Regions from separate parts of the Homo sapiens genome. Here region 2 is linked to region 1. A link is a contact called in ENCODE Hi-C or POLR2A ChIA-PET data. All regions are on one chromosome and are shown on one strand. The core of a region is the stretch at or near the end of the contact, and the rest is flanking DNA. Distances in the headings are between cores, read along the strand shown. Region 1 overlaps RORA (RAR related orphan receptor A). Region 2 has its middle 22 kb from the start of USP3.

Region 1 (3,634 bases), core at 386-2,885:
ATTCGGGAAGATTATTTGTCATTTGATTTGGGCCACAGAGAATGAATATCGCACTTCCCTAGGCAGTGAAAGTTGCGATGGGAGTGAAGAAAAGCCAAGGAGAGGTCCCAGCATGAACATGCGTGATGTGTTCAAAGAGAGGCTCACTGTGTCTCAAGGGCAGGGTAGAGTGGAGCAAATGGCTCAATATAAGGATGGAAAGTGGGTAGCCAGGTTGGCGGGACCTAATCCTAAAGGGCCTTGAATACTCTGTTAAGGAGTTTGGACTTATTTTCTAGGTGACTTAAGCCTTCAGAACAGAAAGGAGTCTGTTTAGATTACGTGTGAGAGCTCATCTGTCCAATGTTCAACCACACAATCTCAATAATGATAAAGATACTAACAAAGATGAACTAGCCAAAACCATTAATCTGCTTCCATAACGAGCTAGCCTATGAGTTTTTAAAATATGTTTCTAGCCATTAATAACCAGGGAATTTCACATTAAAGTTCAGATTTATAGATTCTCTTAAAAAAAAAAAAAAGACCTGGTGATGACAGACCAGTTATTCCAAACGGCGACAGAGCCAAGGGAGGTGCTCCCTTTCCAAAGCATATGTGCCGTCCAGCGGTCCAAGTGCCTCCTCTACCTGCCACACTCACACCACCTGCCTAGGGGCACTAAATGTTTGGGTTTGCACCTTTTCTTTTAGAGAGATGCCCTCTTTTATTATCATTATTATTATTATTATTATTATTTTTTTTTTTCTGAGACTGAGTCTTGGTCTGTTACCCAGGCTGGCGTGCAGTGGTGTGATCTCAGCTCATGCAACCTCCATCTCCCAGGTTCAAGTGATTCTCCTGCCTCAGCCTCCCGAATAGCTGGGACTACAGGCATGCACCACCACACCCAACTAATTTTTGTATTTTTAGTGGAGACAGGGTTTTACCATGTTGGCCAGGCTGGTCTGGAACTCTTGGCCTTAAGTGATCCGCCTGCCTTGGCCTCTCAAAGTGCAGGGATTACAGGTGTGAGCCACCAGGCCCAGCCGATACCCTCTTTTATTAGCAAGAATAATTCTACCATTGCATGAGTTCATACATACTGATTATCTCCGGCTTCTTTTGGTAATGCATTACTTTCCCTTTTTTTCTTTCTCATGCCAATAAAGTTTTCCATTTATTCCTTTACTTAAAATTGAAGTTATACGGTGTTAAATAAAATGTGTTTGGGTTGAAAATGAAAATGAAGATGTCATATGTAAGGGGCCTATGATGAACAGAAGGTAGAAAGCATGCTCTGTGGCAGGGTTTCTCAGCCTTGGCACTACTGACATTTTGTGTGAGATAATTCTTTGTTGTGGCTAGATGCTAATAGCACTCTCGAATTGTATTAATCAAAAAATCTCTCTAGACACTGATAAATGTTCCCTGGGGGTCAAAAGTGCCCCCAGTTGAGAACCACTGTTTTATGGAGAGAATGGTTTCCAGGAAAATAAGCTCTGGATAGGACAGTGGTGCTCTGCTGGAAAATGGATAGGACAATGCTTATGTCTCCTGCTGTTACCTCTGCCCCTGTGCACCTTTCTGTTCTGCCAGAGACAAGGGTTGCCCCACCCACAGAAAGGTGGAACAGCCAGGCATCCTGAGGGTAGTGATGCCAAAAGAAGCCCAAAGTCCTCTCCTACCTGGGAGAAACTTCAGCACCTCCATGAGGCAGCATGGCAGTGAAGGCTTTCTCTGCTCTCTACTGCTGATGTAGTTAAGGGAAACAAGAAAGAAATTTGCATGATCTATTCTCAAGACCCAAACCTCCCTGTTTGCATACCCCGGCTCAGTGTGGTGTCAGAATGATTCTAAGGAAGGAAGAAGCCCCTTTTCTCTGACAAGGCACTGGGGAAGTCTAGTCGAGATCTCACTGGGGAAAGCAGGACTTGCTGCTGCTATGGGAGGCAGGAAGCAGGCCAGGCACAGATCCTGGAACACATCAGACCAAAGTCCAGGACCTCCTCTCCTTTGGCTCGAAGGGCCTTGACCCAGAGCTCACTCACCTGAGAGCTTCTTTCACTTTTCTTGTAATATACATTTATCTTGAATCTAAGCACTGTTGTTGTATTATCAAACTGTCAGGATGGTTTTATATGTTTTCCTAGTACAAGTAAAAAAGATTAGTTGCTTTGCAAGGACGGAACAGGGAGTTGTTGATGACAAAGTGAAGTAGGTAAAAGTTGACTGAATAGTTTTGATATTTTTCATATGGATTTCAGTTTAGATGGTTTTGCGCTAAAAAAAAAAAAAAAAAAACTCAATATTATGGCATTTCCTGGAGTTTAAAATACGCTGACAATACAATTTACAAAAGGCCTTTTTGTGGTTAGTGTCTTTTCACACCTCTATCTTCTGGCATTTAGAATCTAATCATTTCTTTGTGGTAAGAGGTATTATATATAGAAAATTGGTTGAATTAAATTAATCAACGAAAGTGCCTTGTTCATTTTGCACTCCTTCTCAAAAGAAACCACTGAGGTGGGAGGACTGCTTGAACCTAAGAGTTCGAGACTAGCCTAGGCCACATGGAGAGACTCCATCTCTTTAAAAAATTAAAAAAAAAAAAAAAAAAAAAGCCATGTGTGGTGTCACATGCCTGTAGCCCCAGCTACTGGCGAGGCTGAGGCAGAAGGATCACTTGAGCCTAGGAGTTCCAGGTTACAGTGAGCTATGATGGCAACACTGCACTCCAGCCTGTGAGACCCTGTCTCTTTAAAAAGAAAAAGAAAAGAAAAAACCCAAAGGATTCATTTTTACAAAATTCAAGTCTTCTGAATGATGCTTAGTAAATATGTAGTAGATGCTCAATACAGGCTAGCTAATGACAACAGTGATTTTGGTCCTCACCATAAAGGGGCGGAAGGGTGGTGGTTAAAAGGGGGAAACAGGGCAACAGCAAAGAAAAATGACAATTAGTCTCCTCATTCAGTAAATAATGAGTAAATGAAATAGCAGTCACTCCCTTACAGTAACGACAGCTCAAAAGGGTGAATGGCTTGAACAGGGGAGGATGAACAATACAAGGGTAAAAGAGGGATGCAGACAAGGAAGGTTTTGAGTAAGTTAAACCTACTGGCGACAAAGAACGTACAGAGAGCAGGGCCAAGCAGCTGAAGCATTCTTTTATTCACAAATCAATGGAAGCTATTCAAGCCAATATGGTTTGATTTAGCAGATATTAACTGCAGCTAAAGTGATGCAAATACGTCAGCAAAAGGAGAGCAAGATAAACATGAGAAACCCACACTCGTTAAAAAGGAAGATGAGAACAGAGACTGACATTTAAAGATCAGATTAAAAGGATAGGAAAAACGAGAGAAAAGTAAGACAATGTGAGCGTGAGATCCTTCGACAGAAGGGAGGTGAAGGGGACAGATCCAACAATCCCCCTGCTTATTTGACTCCGAGACAAGAGAGAAGATAGCCGATCACGGGCCATCAGTAACACAAACACAGCCCGGGCACTTCATAAATATTTGTTGAGTAACTAAATGTGCATGAAAAATGCCTTCCTTTCTGGATGTGAAGATAAACTGAGATTTTATATGGTACCGTATTAACAAGTTTTTGTCTTCAGGAGAATGCTTAAAACCATGGACAGTATTAT
Region 2 (3,758 bases), core at 1,243-3,742, 2.9 Mb after region 1:
TCTGAGGGGAGCCTGGGAGTAAATGGAGGAAGGAAGGAGAGGGAGGGAGGGAGGGGGGTTCCCCTACAGTTTCCCAATGAGGAGATAAAATGTAAGCCCTAGAAACATGGGAGAATTAATGATGTGGAATGAGCTGTGTCACTTGTGACATGAGTCATAGTATTGCCCTCTCAGGATAGATCTCTGCCCTGAAAGTGGCTGAGAACAGCCAAACCCAGAGAGGTGGGTACAGTCATCCTAGGGGTGTAGCCTGACCTTGCACTTGAAGGGAAGGAGGAAAGCCAACCCCTGTGCTAGGATACACGATTAGTGCTCATGACACATCTGTAAGATGTTACTCCCTTTTTACGGAAGGGAAACTGAGGCCCAGAAGGGTCAGCAAAAGCCATCACCCTTGGAGGAGGATAGATCTGGGTTTTGATATCACAGGCGCCATCCCCTAATGCCTGCATAACTTTGGGTCTCCTCCTCCACCAGACAGATCCTGCCACCTGTGGAGAGGTCAGCAGGGGACTCCCTGGTTTGCACAGGACCATCTGGATCAGGTAGGAAGGAGGAGAAAACCACTGGCCTCCACATTCTTTAATCCAGCTTTGCAGATAATAGAGCCTGGACTTTCAGCTGATCTGATTCCTGATCAGTTTCTCAATGAGCTGAAACTCAGAGGGAAGAGGAATGTGATTTCCACTCACAATCACCAGACAGGGAGCCTCTTGTGGGCAGAAACTGTTTCTTTCTTATTTTTAGTAAATAAGAAAGTATGTCATATTTAACACATATGAAAGAAAAAGGCAGCATATCTGTGAGTTATAAGGCATAGTACTAAACACTGTACCTCAGACCAGTCCAATCTGTCCCTTTTCCCTCCATCCCCCTGCCTCTCCGTGAAAGGTAACCACTATCCTACAATTTTTTTTTTTTTTTTGAGACGGAGTCTTGCTCTGTCGCCCAGGCTGGAGTGCAGTGGTATGATCCCAGCCCACTGCAAGCTCCACCTCCCGGGTTCACACCATTCTGCCTCAGCCTCCCGAGTAGCTGGGACTACAGGGGACCACCACCACGCCCGGCTAATTTTTTGTATTTTTAGTAGAGACGGGGTTTCACTGTGTTAGCTAGGATGGTCTCGATCTCCTGACCTTGTGATCCACCCGCCTCAGCCTCCCAAAGTGCTGGGATTACAGGCGTGAGCCACCGCACCTGGCCAACTATCCTACATTTTGAGCTTAACCTTGCCTATTTTTTTTTTTCAATTTTAGCAATCTGCATGCATTTCTGAGCTGTATAAAGTTTAGTTGTACTGCTTTGGGGGGCTCTATACAAATGATATCAAATTGAACTTAATCATCAGTGGTTATTAGAGTTACCATTTAAAGATGAATATGCACCTACGTCACAACTCCTGGGTATATATACCCTAGGGCACTACTTCTCATATTTTTTTGGTTTTAGGACTCTTATGTCCTTAGAAATTATCAGGATGTGCACAGTGGCTCATGCCTGCAATCCCAGCACTTTGGGAGGATTGCTTGACTCCAGGAGGTTGAGACTGCAGTGAGCTGTGATCATGCCACTGCACTGATAATAATTATCAAGGACCCCAAAAAGCTTTTGTTCACGTGGGCTGTATTTATTTATATTTACAGTATTAGAAATTAAAACTGAAAAAAGTTAAAAAGTTTAAAAAAGTTAAAATCAGCTTTAAAATAAAAAATAAACTCAATGGATATTAACACATTTTATGAAAAAAATTCTATTTATGTTAAAATTTAGGGAGATGAGAGGCATTGTTTCATATTTTACGATCTCTTTATTGTCTGGCTTACTAGAAGACAGCTAGAATTTCTATTTGTATTCAAGTGTTGCAATATGTTGTTTTGGTTGAAGTATATGAGAAAATTCCAGCCTCACCCAGATATGTAATTAGAAGAGGTAGGAGTATTTTAATAGCCTTTTCAGATAATTGTGGATGTGTCATGCAGCCTCCAGAAAACTCCACAGCATACCCCTGACAGGATGAGAGTGAAAACTATTATGAAAATAGTTTTGCGGCTGGGAGCGGTAGCTCACGCCTGTGATCCTAGCACTTTGGGAGGCCACAGTGGGTGGATCACCTGAGGTCAGTAGCTGGAGACCAGCCTGGGGTGAAACCCTGTCTCTACTAAAAGTACAAAACTTAACCGGGCATAGTGGCGCACGCCTATAATCCCAGCTACTCAGGAGGCTGAGGCAGAAGAATCGCTTGAACCCAGGAGGCAGAGGTTGCAGTGGGTCCAGATTGTGACACTGCACTCCAGCCTGGGTGACAGTAAGACTATGTCTCAAAAAAAAAAAAAAAAAGAAAAGAAAAAATAAAAAGAAAATAGTTTTGCTCGTGTGGACCCTCTGAAAGGGCCTTGGGGACCCCTGTGGGTCCCTGGATCACACTTTGAGGACTGCTGCCTTAGTGAAACTCTTGTACATGTGCACGACGGGGTTGTGCAAGATTGTTCGTTGCAGCATTGTCTGCAATAGAAAAGAACTGGAAACAACCCAAAATGTTGTCTATCATCAGGAGAATGAATACATGAATCATGGTTCATTCACACATCAGAATATTTGTATAGCAGTGAAAATAATGCCTCTTTTCCCCACCTTTGTACATGAGAAGCCTGTGTATTAACAGAGTCCTTGCAGTTTGACTGAGTAGCTCTTTGACTGGTGTACACTAGAGTGTTAAATGAGGCTGAGCATAAAGTAGGTATTTAAGAGATGGACAAAATGAATGAACATGCCCAAAAGCTGTGAATGGAGAGGCCAAGCCAGAGTCACCTAATTTCCTGTTGTGACTTTTGTCATGTTAAAGTCTCCTCTGGCTGAAGCCTTTTCATTTCTTCTGAAACACTTGATTTCAGACTAATGACTAAAAGCTAACTTCCTGTTTTAAAATGATGTTTATGCCACCACAAAATACTTTGCAAATGGTGGGAGTTAATAAACACAAACCCACAGAGAATCCAGCAAATTTATAAAAGATCTTCCCTTTGGAAGTTTGGGAGCACAGAGCTAAAACAAGTACATTTTGTGTTTAAAATTGAGCCTTCTTGCTGGAATAAAAACATCTCAAGGCAAAAGCATTCCACACTTCTGACCCCGGGTTAGAAAGAACAATGGAGAGCTTTGGCCGGGCATGGTGGCCCATGCCTGTAATTCCAGCACTTTGGGAGGCCAAGGCGGATCACCTGAGGTCAGGAGTTCAAGACCAGCCTGACCAACATGGAGAAATCCCATCTCTACTAAAAATACAAAATTAGCCGGGTGTGGTGGTGCATGCCTGTAATCCCAGCTACTCAGGAGGCTGAGGTAGGAGAATTGCATGAACCTAGGAGGCGGAGGTTGCCCTGAGCCAAGACCGCACCATTGCACTGCAGCCTGGGCAACGAGAGCGAAACTCCATCTCAAAAAAAAAAGAGGGAAATATACTCAAGTTTCTATCGAGGTCATCACTGATAAGACTGAAAGCCCTGAGCATTAGTATCCTAGCAGCTGCTAACCTTGTGTGAGGAAGACACTGCATACCTAGAGAGAGTCCCTCAGGGTTGCAAGTTCCTGCTTTTGATAGTTTTGTAAATATATGACCTGTGAGAAATATAAGAAAATAAATAAGTTGAACATAAAGTCATAGTTTCAAACTTTGATGTTTTCATTCAGCCAAAAATCAACAGAACTAATGGTTAAAATCAGACATTTAATGTGTATTTGCCTTATCAACAAAAAATATT

Evidence for each region. A loop is a pair of places that touch in the nucleus more often than their neighbours do. ChIA-PET counts read pairs that join two places held with the same protein, here RNA polymerase II (POLR2A). Pooled maps may share reads with other maps.
Region 2: a loop to region 1 is called in a map with no recorded cell type, with 11 times the contacts of the local background. The contact joins two enhancer-like sites. A Hi-C loop is called at or near these places in 1 of 37 single-sample maps with no recorded cell type and 2 of 50 pooled maps. POLR2A ChIA-PET finds 5 or more read pairs at or near these places in 1 of 52 experiments (activated T-cell).

The regions. Positions count from the first base shown.
Region 1 is chr15:60,566,681-60,570,314 of GRCh38, forward strand. The region is part of intron 2 of RORA (RAR related orphan receptor A); the gene reads right to left. The region is part of intron 3 of RORA-AS1 (RORA antisense RNA 1); the gene reads left to right. Among named protein-coding and RNA genes, the nearest start is that of RORA-AS1, 89 kb to the left of the region's middle. RefSeq lists a silencer at 1,590-1,884. Within about 2 kb of position 1,636, at least 5 of the 41 ENCODE cell types and tissues checked have a DNase peak (open chromatin) inside an H3K27ac peak, as active enhancers do.
Region 2 is chr15:63,481,128-63,484,885 of GRCh38, forward strand. No RefSeq gene overlaps it. Among named protein-coding and RNA genes, the nearest start is that of USP3, 22 kb to the right of the region's middle. RefSeq lists an enhancer at 292-441. Within about 2 kb of position 2,493, at least 7 of the 41 ENCODE cell types and tissues checked have a DNase peak (open chromatin) inside an H3K27ac peak, as active enhancers do.